2 separate regions of the Homo sapiens genome follow, and region 1 is linked to region 2. A link is a contact called in ENCODE Hi-C or POLR2A ChIA-PET data. All regions are on one chromosome and are shown on one strand. Each heading gives the region's core, a stretch centred on a gene start or an enhancer-like site at or near the end of the contact. The rest is flanking DNA. Distances are from core to core; before and after follow the strand shown. Region 1 overlaps ATP11A (ATPase phospholipid transporting 11A). Region 2 overlaps ATP11A (ATPase phospholipid transporting 11A).

Region 1 (6,152 bases), core at 1,819-4,318, 36 kb after region 2:
AAAGATATTACCAGAAAGACGATATCACACACCAGTATTTCTCATGAACATAGAAGCAACGATTCTCAATAAAATATTAGCAAGTCCAATTCAACAATGTATAAAAAGAATTATACACCATGACCAAGTGGGTTTATCCTAGGTATGCAAGGCTGATCCAACATTTGAAAATCGACTAATATAACCCATATTTACAGGCTAAAAAAGAAAACTTACATGATTATATCAATAGGTGCAGAAAAAGAATTTGACAAAATTCACTACCCACTCATGTACTGCAGCAAACTAAAAACAGAGGGGAATTTCCTGAGCTTCATAAAGAGCATCTCCGAAAAGCCCTACAGCTGACGTCATACTTAATGGTGAAAAACGAGATGGTTTCACCCTAAGATTGGAAAAAAGGCAAGAAATCCCTTATCACTGTTCTTATTCAGCATTGTACTGGAAATCCTAGCTAATACAGTAAGAGTAGAAATGGGAATAAAAGGCCTACAGCTGACGTCATACTTAATGGTGAAAAACGAGATGATTTCACCCTAAGATTGGAAAAAAGGCAAGAAATCCCTTATCACTGTTCTTATTCAGCATTGTACTGGAAATCCTAGCTAATACAGTAAGAGTAGAAATGGGAATAAAAGGCCTACAGCTGACGTCATACTTAATGGTGAAAAACGAGATGATTTCACCCTAAGATTGGAAAAAAGGCAAGAAATCCCTTATCACTGTTCTTATGCAGCATTGTACTGGAAATCCTAGCTAATACAGTAAGAGTAGAAATGGGAATAAAAGTCCTACAGATTGGGAAGGAAGGAATAAGACTATCTTTGTTCACAAGTGATATGATTGTCCATGCAGAAAATCCCAAAGAACCAACAATAACAAAAAAACTTCTGGATGTTAGAGGCGATTATAGCATGGTTGCAGGATGCAAAAATTAATCGCTATCCTATATGCCAGCAATGAACAGTTGGAATTTGAAATTGAAAACAACACTATTTACATTTAACCCCCCCACCCACCAAATTACACAGGTATAAATCTAACAAGATATGTACAAGGTCTAGGTAAGGAAAACGACAAAACTGTAACGAAATCAAAGACTTAAATTAATGGAGAGATGTTCCATGTTCATGGATGGGAAAACTCCATGTTTTTAAGATGTCAGTTCTTCCCACTTTGACCTGTCCTAATCAAATTCCCAGCAAGTTAATTTCTAGATATCACCAAACTGATTCTGCATTTATATGGAAAGGCAAAAGACCCAGAATAGCCTCGCAGTATTGAACCAAGTTGGAGAACTGACACTAGCCCACTTTAGGACTTACTGTAAAACTACGGTAATCAAGACAGTGTGGTGTTGCTGAAAGAATAGAGAAATAGCGGCTGGGCGTGGCGGCTCACACCTGTCATCCCAGCACTTTGGGAGGCCGAGGCGGGCGGATCACGAGGTCAGGAGATTGAGACCAACCTGGCCAACACGATGAAACCCCATCTCTACTAAAAATACAAAAAAAATTAGCCGGGCGTGGTGGTGGGCGCCTGTAGTCCCAATTACTCAGGAGGCTGAGGCAGGAGAATGGCGCGAACCCAGGAGGCAGAGCTTGCGGTGAGCCGAGATCGCGCCACTGCACTCCAGCCTGGGCAACAGAGCGAGACTCCGTCTCACAAAAAAAAAAGAAAAGAATAGACAAATAGATCAATGAAACATCATAGAGAGCCTGGGAGTAGATCCACCCAGTAAATCCACCCAGATAGTCAACCCATTCACCCAGATAGTCAACCCATCTTTGACAAAGGAGCAAAGGCAATTCAGGGCAGACAGAAAAGCACTATTTCTTTTCAACAAATAGTGCTAGAAAAACTGGACATGCAAAAAAAAAAAAAAAAAAAAACCCAGCAACAGTGACTCTAGACAGTGATCACACACCGTTCAAGAAAATTAGCTCAAAGTGAGTCATAGACCTAAATGTAAAATGTATAATAATGAAACTTGTAGAAATGTAGGAGAAAGTCTAGGTGACCTTGGGTTTGGCAACAAGTTTTTGGATAACACCAAAAACACTGTTCATGAAAGGAAAATTGATAAGTTGGACTTCGTGAAGATTAAAAACTTGAGCTTTGCAAAATACAGTTAAGAGAATTAAAATATGAGCCACTGACTGGGAGAATAGATTTGCAAAACACACATCTGATAAAAACCTGGTATCAAACAACACATGGAAAATAAGGGTGTTTGGATGGGTAGGGCGGGATGACCTAGGGAGGACATGGAAAGTTAGTTTCTTTTTTAAAACTCCAGAGACTCTCTTCTGGAGCTCCCCTTGCCTTTTTTATTACAGTCAACCTGAGATGGGAACTGAAAATATGGCCGTAGTTGTCATGAACTGGGGGGAGCCACTACTCTGTTTTTACCCTCATTAAGGAACTTTATTGTGAAAGGTAAAATCACTTTGTAAATGTGAATTAGAATAGAAAATGGAAATTCCTTATATACTCTCTAAGCCACTGGAAACTTGAGGCAGAGAAGTTTTAAAAGACGCACATGGATTTCCTCTGAAATATTTGTAAACACCAAATTCAGAACATGTTGGTTAGTTTAGGACCATACCAGGCTTTAGTTGTTACATTGAATTGTAAATAACTTATATTCATGAGCCTGGAATTAAAGAAATTCTTGGTATGAGAATTTGACAACTACTTCTGGCTTCCAGGAGCCAGAACCCACCTTCGAATGGGATTTTGAAATAAGCCCCGTTGAAGAGACACACAGATGGCAGAGGCCGCAGCACAGGCTGTGAGACCTTCTTCAGGTTTCGGTAGACTGTCTTCATTACGGCGTAAAAACATGTCAGATGAAATTTCAGAAACTATTTCCAAACTCAGTGAAGGTTCGTGACATCTGGGACGTTGTTGTTTTCAACACAGAAGTTGAATGAAACTGCTACAGAAGCAAAATGAGAAGTGTGGAGAGGAGATGCTGTGGTGGCTGGGCATTCTCCCTCCTTCCCCTCCCTCCCCTCCTTCTCTCATTCCCCTCCTTCCCTCCCTGACCTCCTTCCCCTCCTTCTCTCATTCCCCTCCTTCCCTCCTTCCTCTCCCTCCCCTCCCTGCCTTACTTCCCCTCCCTCCCCTCCTTCCTCTCCTTCCCCTCCTCCTCCTTCCTCTCCTTCCCCTCCTTTTCCTCCTTGCTTCCCTTCCTTCCCTCATTCCCCTCCTTCCCTCCTTCACCTCCCTCCCCCCATCCCCTCTCTGCCCTCCTTCCCCTCCTTTTCCTCCTTTCTTCCCTTCCTTCCCTCATTCCCCTCATTCCCCTCCTTCCCTCCTTCACCTCCCTCCCTGCCATCCCCTCTCTGCCCTCCTTCCCTCCTTTTCCTCCTTCCCTCCTTCACCTCCCTCCCCCCATCCCCTCTCTGCCCTCCTTCCCCTCCTTTTCCTCCTTCACCTCCCTCCCCCCATCCCCTCTCTGCCCTCCTTCCCTCCTTCACCTCCCTCCCTGCCATCCCCTCTCTGCCCTCCTTCCCCTCCTTCCCTCCTTCACCTCCCTCCCCCCATCCCCTCTCTGCCCTCCTTCCCTCCTTCACCTCCCTCCCCCCATCCCCTCTCTGCCCTCCTTCCCCTCCTTTTCCTCCTTCCCTCCTTCACCTCCCTCCCCCCATCCCCTCTCTGCCCTCGTTCCCCTCCTTCCCTCCTTCACCTCCCTCCCCCCATCCCCTCTCTGCCCTCCTTCCCCTCCTTTTCCTCCTTCCCTCCTTCACCTCCCTCCCCCCCATCCCCTCTCTGCCCTCCTTCCCCTCCTTTTCCTGTCCTTCCCCCTGAGGCCTCAAAGCCCCTGTGCCTGAGCTGTGGACAAGAAACACGCCTGCCTCAGAAGCTGCCTGGAGCTGGGTGAAGGCTTCCATTCAGCTCGCTGTCATGCTCTCACTCAGAGGAGAGATCATGCAGAAATTACTGAAGTAAAATGCTAATGTGTTGAGTTAATGATCACAGGTTTACGTTTTATAAAAGACATCTTAATAATCAAACTATTGTTGAGCTACCTTGCGTTTTATCTTGAATTCTCTGGAGTTAGGTAATTTACATACGTGTTTCAGAGTACACACTTTGTTTAAGCTGTCTTAGCTGTCAACAAACACTCTAAATTATGAATTATGAGTTTTATATCTAAAGCTAAACATTTTGTACTGTAAAATCCAGTGCTACTTACTATGCCCTAGAGTAACACTACAAGAGTAAAATCTGATCTCAATGATGGATGTTTGTTTTTCTTTTATGCAGTACACATTTTGGAACTTTATACCCAAGAATTTATTTGAACAATTCAGAAGAGTAGCCAACTTTTATTTCCTTATCATATTTCTGGTGCAGGTAAGGCCGGTCATTGTTTTCCATCTCATCACATATAAATCTAAATAAGTGACATTTTATTCTCAGGTAACTGCCACACGGCTAATGAAAGAGCAAGGACATGGTGCCCCTCACCTATGATTAATTTATTTATTTTCTTAAGGAAGGGCAAAATGTCTTGGTTCTGTGAGATCCACACAAGCTAAACTACACACGACGCTACTTTGGGTTTAAGTTGGTGACAGCCTTTCCTGCCCCTTTCCTTCTAGTACCAGAGGGGAAATCAGAGCTTTGTCATCATTTGGACAAGTTCACTGCCAAGCTATGCATCGTTACACTTAATTTACTCTTCCTAAGTGTGTGTGGATGCTCTAAAGAAAATCCAGGCCGGGCACAGTGGCTCGCCTGTAATCCCAGCACTCTGGGAGGATCACGAGGTCCAGAGATAGGGACCATCCTGGCCAGCATGGCTAAACCCTGTCTCTACTAAAAATACAAAAATTAGCTGGGTGTGGTGGTGCACACCTGTAGTCCCAGCTACGCGGGAGGCTGAGGCAGGAGAATCACTTGATCCCAGGAGTGGGAGGTTGCAGTGAGCTGAGATCGTGCCACTACACTCCAGCCTGGCGACAGAGCGAGACTGTCTCAAAAAAAAAAAAAAAAAGAGAAAGAAAAAGAAAGAAAGAAAATCCAAAGACAGTACACATGAAAAGAGAGTTTAAAGGAAAGAAAAAAAAGAGTGAAAAAATATCTCGGGGTATGAGTTAGGGAGCAATGTGCCAAATGTGTTTTAAGAACAGCACTCTAATTTTTCTAAATCATACAAAATGCTACTGAAGGACTTTAAAAATTTTTCCAACATTAAATTATTCAAATCATGTAATTAAAATGTGACACTGAGGCCGTGGGGTGAATTAATACAAGGCGTGCCCCGACTTCAGACTGGGTCTGCCACTCTCGGTGGTTTCCTTGAGCATGTTCCTTAATTTAAAAAAGGTGCCCTCATTTTAACAGTCAGTGAAATAGGACGATTGACTTGCTATCTCCCGTGGTGGGCAGTCAGGTGCCAGCAAAGGTCTTTAAATAAGTCAAAGCGAATGGGAAGTGCTGGCTCAGGGCAAACTAACCTGCCTGAAGTCACTCATTTGTGTTTTTGAAGATGATTTTACAATTCTCTCTTTCTGCAGTTGATTATTGATACACCCACAAGTCCAGTGACAAGCGGACTTCCACTCTTCTTTGTCATTACTGTGACGGCTATCAAACAGGTAAGCATTTTACAGACGAAAAAGAAGCAATCGTCATCTTCACCATGTGAATTGCCTTTCATTCAAAGCGAGGTGATTGGTTTGTTGTAGCTAGTTCACAGAAAATTCAACCAAGTTCTAGAAATTCATTTTTATAACTGCGTTAGATTGATACTTGAAGCGAAATAAGAGATGTTATATAATTTAGTTGCTAGTCTGGCACCATGCGAGTTCGAGAAGAAATCTGTGGTTTTCACATCCCAAATCACCCAGAGATGATCTGATCAGATGAGTCACTTAACCTTTCTGTATCCTTGACTGTCTTGACCACCACAGAACATGCTGTTTATGGACTCCAGCAAATGGGATGCTGTTTTTTGTTTGTTTGTTTTTGGTTTTGCTTTTTTTTTTCATAGCCCCAGTAAATAAGGCCAGTGACTAACATGGAGAAGAATACATCTCAGTTTTACTCTCTACGTATCCATTTTATCACCCCCAGATTCCCTGTACACGTGTTCAGTCCCTCCCCATTTTCTCCTCCCCGTCCCTGGCAAAGACTCA
Region 2 (5,708 bases), core at 3,006-5,505:
TTGGCAAAATAAACCCCTAAATTGATTGAGAGCCATTTCAGATACTTTTTGATATAAACGTAAGTTGTGGAAAGAGATGACATGTTTTGTTTGGAGTGTTACCAGGAGTTGTTAGGATCTTGGAAAGTCACAGCTTGCAGTAGCCCTGTTTGGCCGTAGCCCCCATAAAAGCAGGAGTATCTGTGTGGGGTGATGGAACCCTGACCCTAGGCGTCCTGGCACGGTGGTGCCTCTGCATTCACGGTGACATCGCTCCTGGACACTTCGCCTCTGACACCTGCGGGGCCCCGGCCTGTTCCTTATAGGCTCATGCTTGAGTGTTTATCACGACTTAGCTTCCTTGTGTCTGTCACAGACAGTGCACTGTAGTGGTTTGTAGAAGTTCCTGGTGCAGGTAGCCCTGTTCCTTACGATTTCATGGAATGGGGACATTAGGAATATTTGTTTCCTGATGGAGGGGTTCCTGGGTCTGTCAGGGTTAGAAGACCTCCTGATGATGAGCAGAACAGGGCAGGGAGAACTCTGTCTGGAAGGTCCAGGCCTGGGCTGGGCCCCCACCCTGCCTCCCATCCAGACAGAGTCCCAGGTGGGGCCTGTGGGCTGTGACTGCTGCAGGGATGGCATTAAAGGAGCCGAAGAGGACCTGGAAGCCCAGGAAGCTGGTGACGTGCCCCCTGCATCAGGCTGTGCATTAAGTCACCGCATTCAAAGGGTTTGTGTCCCCTTGATGGGCTCGTCTGCCTGGGGCTGGGGCTGCAGTGGGCTGGAAGTGCAGAGTCCTGCGTTCACACTGGATGGCTACTGAGGTGAATGGGACCCAGGCACGTTTTCTTATGGAATGTCCACAGCCTGGTTGTTTATCCCAGAAGATCAGTAATAGTGACACCCTCTGACCATGAGCCAACCTCTTTCCTTAGCTCAGGGCGCTACCAGTCTGGGCTGGTAGAAGCCCCGACACTTGCCTCACTCGGATCCCTGGAGGAGGATTATATGGGCACTGGGGCAAGGCAGGGACATCTTGGCAGCCTCCCCACCGCACGCTTTTCTTGCAAGTCCTTTGAACGGCACCTGCTCCTTAGCTGCTGCCTGGCAACTTTGAGGGTTTCAGTGAGATGGGGTGAGTGCTTCCCAGCCAGCAAAGTGCGTTGACAGTGGCTGGCTTGCCCCCCCTCCCCCCCGCCCCGGCTCTGGAAGCTTCTCCCCCTGGGTCTTCCAGTCTCATGTCTGGACACAGACAGGAGAGGTGAGGAGGAGCAGCAGGGGTGGCCCGGGCAGTTCCTGTGACCTGGAGGCCTGGCAAGTTGTTCTGACGGCCAGGCCCATCCTTGGGGAGGCCTCTGAGGACGCCTGGAACCCCAGGCCCGCCCTGCCTTGTTTTCTGGTCCTGGCCTGGGGGGGTCGTGGTCTCGCTGGTGCAGCCTCCTCCGGGCAGGCCCCGCCTCTGCTCCCTTCCCCTCACTCCATCTGATTCGGCCCCGTTTCCTTGTCCACTCCACGTTCTTCTGAGCGTGTCTCTGGGACATGGTTAAGGTTAAGAAGCGGCCTCTGAACGAGGGAGAATGTACTGAAATTGCCTAAGTGAACTTCAAACACAGGAAGAAGCGCTCAGTCGATGTTCATGGTGAGAACGAGGGTTGATCTTTTGAATGAGTCACGGGTTTGAGAGAGACCTAAGAACCATTCGATCTGAAAACTAGATTCACTTTGAACAAAATATCTCAGGTGCTAAATACTCCAGTTAGTGTGGGGAAATGTCTCTGAGAACGAAAGCTCTGACTGACCGGAGCCTGCTACAGTGGATCTGAAAGATGCTCACGAATAATTCTCGCTGCAGAGCTTAGTAAACCAACAATACAAACGATTTTCTGTAACGACCTCCCGTAAAGCAGCCACTCCCCTCACAGCGCTGAGCAGGCGTAACCGCCAGGGTCCTCCCCCTTCTGAAGCCGCGGCTTCCTTGCAGGCCGGTGTCCGGCGTTGATCCTTTAACTGACCATGGGCAGTTTTAGTTCACGAGTGTGGATTCTTGGGATACGGTCGGGGGCGGATCCCCCTGTCACGGGTTGTAGAAATTGACGCAGCGTTTTCCGATGTGCCCACCTGCTTGAGGAAGGAATAGTGGTGGAGACGGACTTCTTATTCTTCAGATGTGCCCACCTGCTTGAGGAAGGAACGGTGGTGGAGACGGACTTCTTATTCTTCCGACGAGGCAATCTCTGCCTCTCCATGCAAGGTCGTCCAACCTGCCTTATTTTGTTGTTTTTCTGTTTTCTTTTGTTTTAGGCTTTTAGCAGCCTGAAGCCATGGTTTTTCATTTCTGTCTCTAGTAATAAGCAGAAGAGGGATGAGTAAGGGGCTTTACTGGCCCAACCAGAAACAAAAAGTAAGAACCCAAAACTGTATTCTCTCCTTTGGACACCTGTGCTGGGGGGAGAAGCCCCTCACCCAGAGGCTGTCACAGGGCATTCCTGGGACCCTCTCTTTCCCAGACTGTCCTCCCTGCAGAGCTGCGTCCAGAAGGTGCGTCCCGGCTGAATCTATACTGCAGCCTCAGGTCAGTGACTGGCCCGGCAGTGTCTTCTGGGGTCAGGGTCCTTGCAGGACCACCGTCACATGCTTGCATCCGTCTCCCTGTAAGGGAAGGGGAAGGGGGAGGGTTTCCCTCATTGGCTTCTGCCCACCCCCCAGGATGGGGGCAGAAGCACCTGAGGGAGTCTGCCTCTTCCCTCCATATTCACTGTGCTGAAAGCTGCAGCAGGTGCCCAGTTCTGCAGGAAACAGGCTTTGAACATGGATTCCTGTGAGGAGGATGTGGGGGCGTTGGGGGCCACTGTGGGAAGGTGGGGAGATGTGGGGGTGTTGGGGGCCCCTGTGGGAAGGTGGGGAGGGTGTGGGAGTGCTGGGAGCCCCTGTGGAAAGGTGGGGAGATGTGGGGGTGTTGGGGGCCCCTGTGGGAAGGTGGGGAGGGTGTGGGAGTGCTGGGAGCCCCCGTGGAAAGGTGGGGAGGATGTAGGGGTGTTGGGGGCCACTGTGGGAAGGTGGGGAGGATGTGGGGGCGTTGGGGGCCCCTGTGGGAAGGTGGGGAGATGTGGGGGTGTTGGGGGCCCCTGTGGGAAGGTGGGGAGGGTGTGGGAGTGCTGGGAGCCCCCGTGGAAAGGTGGGGAGGATGTAGGGGTATCGGGGGCCCCTGTAGGAAGGTAGGGAGGATGTGGGGGTGTTGGGGGCCCCTGTGGGAAGGTGGGGAGATGTGGGGGTGTTGGGGGCCCCTGTGGGAAGGTGGGGAGATGTGGGGGTGTTGGGGGCCCCTGTGGGAAGGTGGGGAGGATGTGGGGGCGTTGGGGGCCCCTGTGGGAAGGTGGGGAGGATGTGGGGGCGTTGGGGGCCCCTGTGGGAAGGTGGGGAGGATGTGGGGGCGTTGGGGGCCCCTGTGGGAAGGTGGGGAGATGTGGGGGTGTTGGGGGCCCCTGTGGGAAGGTGGGGAGGGTGTGGGAGTGCTGGGAGCCCCCGTGGAAAGGTGGGGAGGATGTAGGGGTATCGGGGGCCCCTGTGGGAAGGTAGGGAGGATGTGGGGGTGCTGTTGGGAGCCTGGCTATTTGCCTAACCACAGAATATCTGTGACTGTCTGATCATCTGCACATAATTGGCTTTTGAAAGGGGTGTGTGACTCTTTTACTCTGAAGAGAGGACATTCTTCTGATACCCAGTCTCACAATAAAAAGTTGCTACCTTTACTTTCCCCACTTGGCCAATGATATCAGTAGCCACACTGCAAACTCTGAAGTCTCTCAGAGCTCTAGTCTAGGACTCCAGAGCGTGAGTGCGTCTGTGGTGGTGGGCTTGACCTGAGGCTCATCCTTGTCACCTGCTCGGTGGCAGTGCCTGCGTGCAGACCCCTCGCAGCACTCAGGTGTGGCCCGTGGACTTGTGGTTTCGCTGCTGGCTGGGGAACCCCCTCCGGCTCCTCACTTCCCCACCAAGCGCTGGTCACAGAAACGCCCTTCTCTGGTCACTGCTCTCTGGCCTGGCTTGGTGGTGGCTTTGGTGGCAGCCCCGTCACCCCTGGGATCCGTGTCCTCCTGTTTCTTTCGTTTCTCCTGAAGGTTTTCCAAGTGCCTGTTTGCTTCTGGGAATTTCCTCTCTGCCTTCCTCCGACTTCCTCATAGCCGTTCTTTTATTCCGGCCTCCCAAGATTGCGTGGAGCCCGGCCACTGCCAGGGCGGCCCTGTGATGAGCTACATGGGACACAAGAGGCAGCCCCAGGCGCCCGCCTCCACCTCTACCAGCAGCGTCTTCGCTTTCACTTCTGCCTTCTGCGGCGTCTTCCTCTGTGGAGTTGGCGTCGGCCACTGGCTGTGGGGCAACCTCAGCCTCTCCAGCGGACGCTGCACCATCCCTATGGTGGAGTCTCAGCTTTGGGGATCCAGGGTGCCTGCCGGATTTCAGACAGCGCATTCACAGACTGTCGCCAGCTGAGCCGCCCTGGTGTCTGGAGTTGTTCTGTGTATGCTGTTATCCAGTTACTGACTCGCAGTCCTGCAGTTGTCTTCATTAGATATATATTCAATATTTTGGAAATATGCCTACAATGCATTCGTTGTCTCGGCCAGTGGCTCGTGACCCTCTGCACTTGGAAGGTATATAATTTCCGTTGCTTAAAAGGCGACACGTATACTAACATGTTTGTTTGTGAATTGGGATATGCTTGCTTAGTTTTCTGGCTAATTCATCTTTAGAAGGAGGGACTCAGTCGTGGGGAATAAACGCAGCGACCCCTCGGTGTTCCCGCTGGGCTCGTGGGTGACGCAGTGTTTTCCGGTGGCTTGGGAAGAATCTGGAGGTCGGGTGCTGAGGCTTGAGCGTCTCTCCTGTAGGTTGGTTTCGCCCGGTCCTCAGGGCGGAGTTGCTGCTCATTCTCATGCTGGGCCTGTTTTCCGATTCCTGGTGCTCTCTTGTCTTCACCTGCAGTTCACTTGCGGGCAGTGGAGGCTGCACTGTGACGTTAGTAACTGTGAAGGTGTGACCCATGGTGGAAAGTTGGTTATGTCTGTGATTGATGGGGAGGTGTTTGTGGTCGGGGGTGGAACTGCTATGGGGGGAAGGTTTGCAAGTCGGGAGACGGGAGCAATGACAGGGCCCCATGGGCTGCCCCCCGGCTCCTCCTTCCAGGCTCCTACCCTTCCCCATGCCCGGCCTCCCCCACTTGCCTTTCTCTTCTTGAGTCAGCACCACTACTCACACCCCTGAGCGTGTGCCAGGGCTGAGCTCCAAACCGGGCACAGGACCTCCCGGCCCCACGGCGTGCCTGCAGCCCCGCCCTCCTCTCTGAGGCTCAGAGGCACAGCAGGTGCAGCACAGCCTTGGCCCTGAGGCTCCCAGCATGGTTGTCCCGGCCAGTGGCTTGTGACTCTCTGCCCGCTGCGTTTGGGGGTGAACTGAAGGAGCCCGTGACCCGGGTCCCTGGCAGCTGTGGCCTCTTTGCTGCGCTTCCTCTTTGGCCAGAGCCAAAACCAGGTTCTCTTCTGCACACTGGAGCAGGGACCTTGGCCTCAAATTCTAATGCCTGAGTTTATAGTTCTCCCAACTTCCCCAGAGCCGGCCCATAGCTCAGTCATGTGAACCTCGACACCACCCTGGTTTTCCAGGTGAGATGAGCCTCAGTGACAGGCAGAAACACGTGGCCATGAGGAATGCACCAGCCTGAGTCTAAG

The links. Hi-C counts contacts between places; a loop is a spot of excess contacts on that map. ChIA-PET counts read pairs that join two places held with the same protein, here RNA polymerase II (POLR2A). Pooled maps may share reads with other maps.
Region 1: a map of GM12878 shows a loop between it and region 2 (7-fold over the local background). The contact joins two enhancer-like sites. A Hi-C loop is called at or near these places in 1 of 168 maps with a recorded cell type or tissue (GM12878), 14 of 37 single-sample maps with no recorded cell type and 6 of 50 pooled maps. POLR2A ChIA-PET finds 5 or more read pairs at or near these places in 3 of 52 experiments (A673, GM12878 and activated B cell).

The regions. Positions count from the first base shown.
Region 1 is chr13:112,800,682-112,806,833 of GRCh38, forward strand. It overlaps ATP11A (ATPase phospholipid transporting 11A), which reads left to right. Exons shown (of 30, transcript NM_015205.3): 3 at 4,276-4,365; 4 at 5,532-5,612. Among named protein-coding and RNA genes, the nearest start is that of ATP11A-AS1, 49 kb to the left of the region's middle. RefSeq lists enhancers at 1,648-1,897, 2,724-2,963, 5,953-6,152. Within about 2 kb of position 3,069, at least 2 of the 41 ENCODE cell types and tissues checked have a DNase peak (open chromatin) inside an H3K27ac peak, as active enhancers do; they include GM12878, where a contact is called at or near this core.
Region 2 is chr13:112,763,981-112,769,688 of GRCh38, forward strand. The region is part of intron 1 of ATP11A (ATPase phospholipid transporting 11A); the gene reads left to right. Among named protein-coding and RNA genes, the nearest start is that of ATP11A-AS1, 12 kb to the left of the region's middle. RefSeq lists enhancers at 489-1,472, 1,473-2,454, 4,029-4,358. Within about 2 kb of position 4,256, at least 9 of the 41 ENCODE cell types and tissues checked have a DNase peak (open chromatin) inside an H3K27ac peak, as active enhancers do; they include GM12878, where a contact is called at or near this core.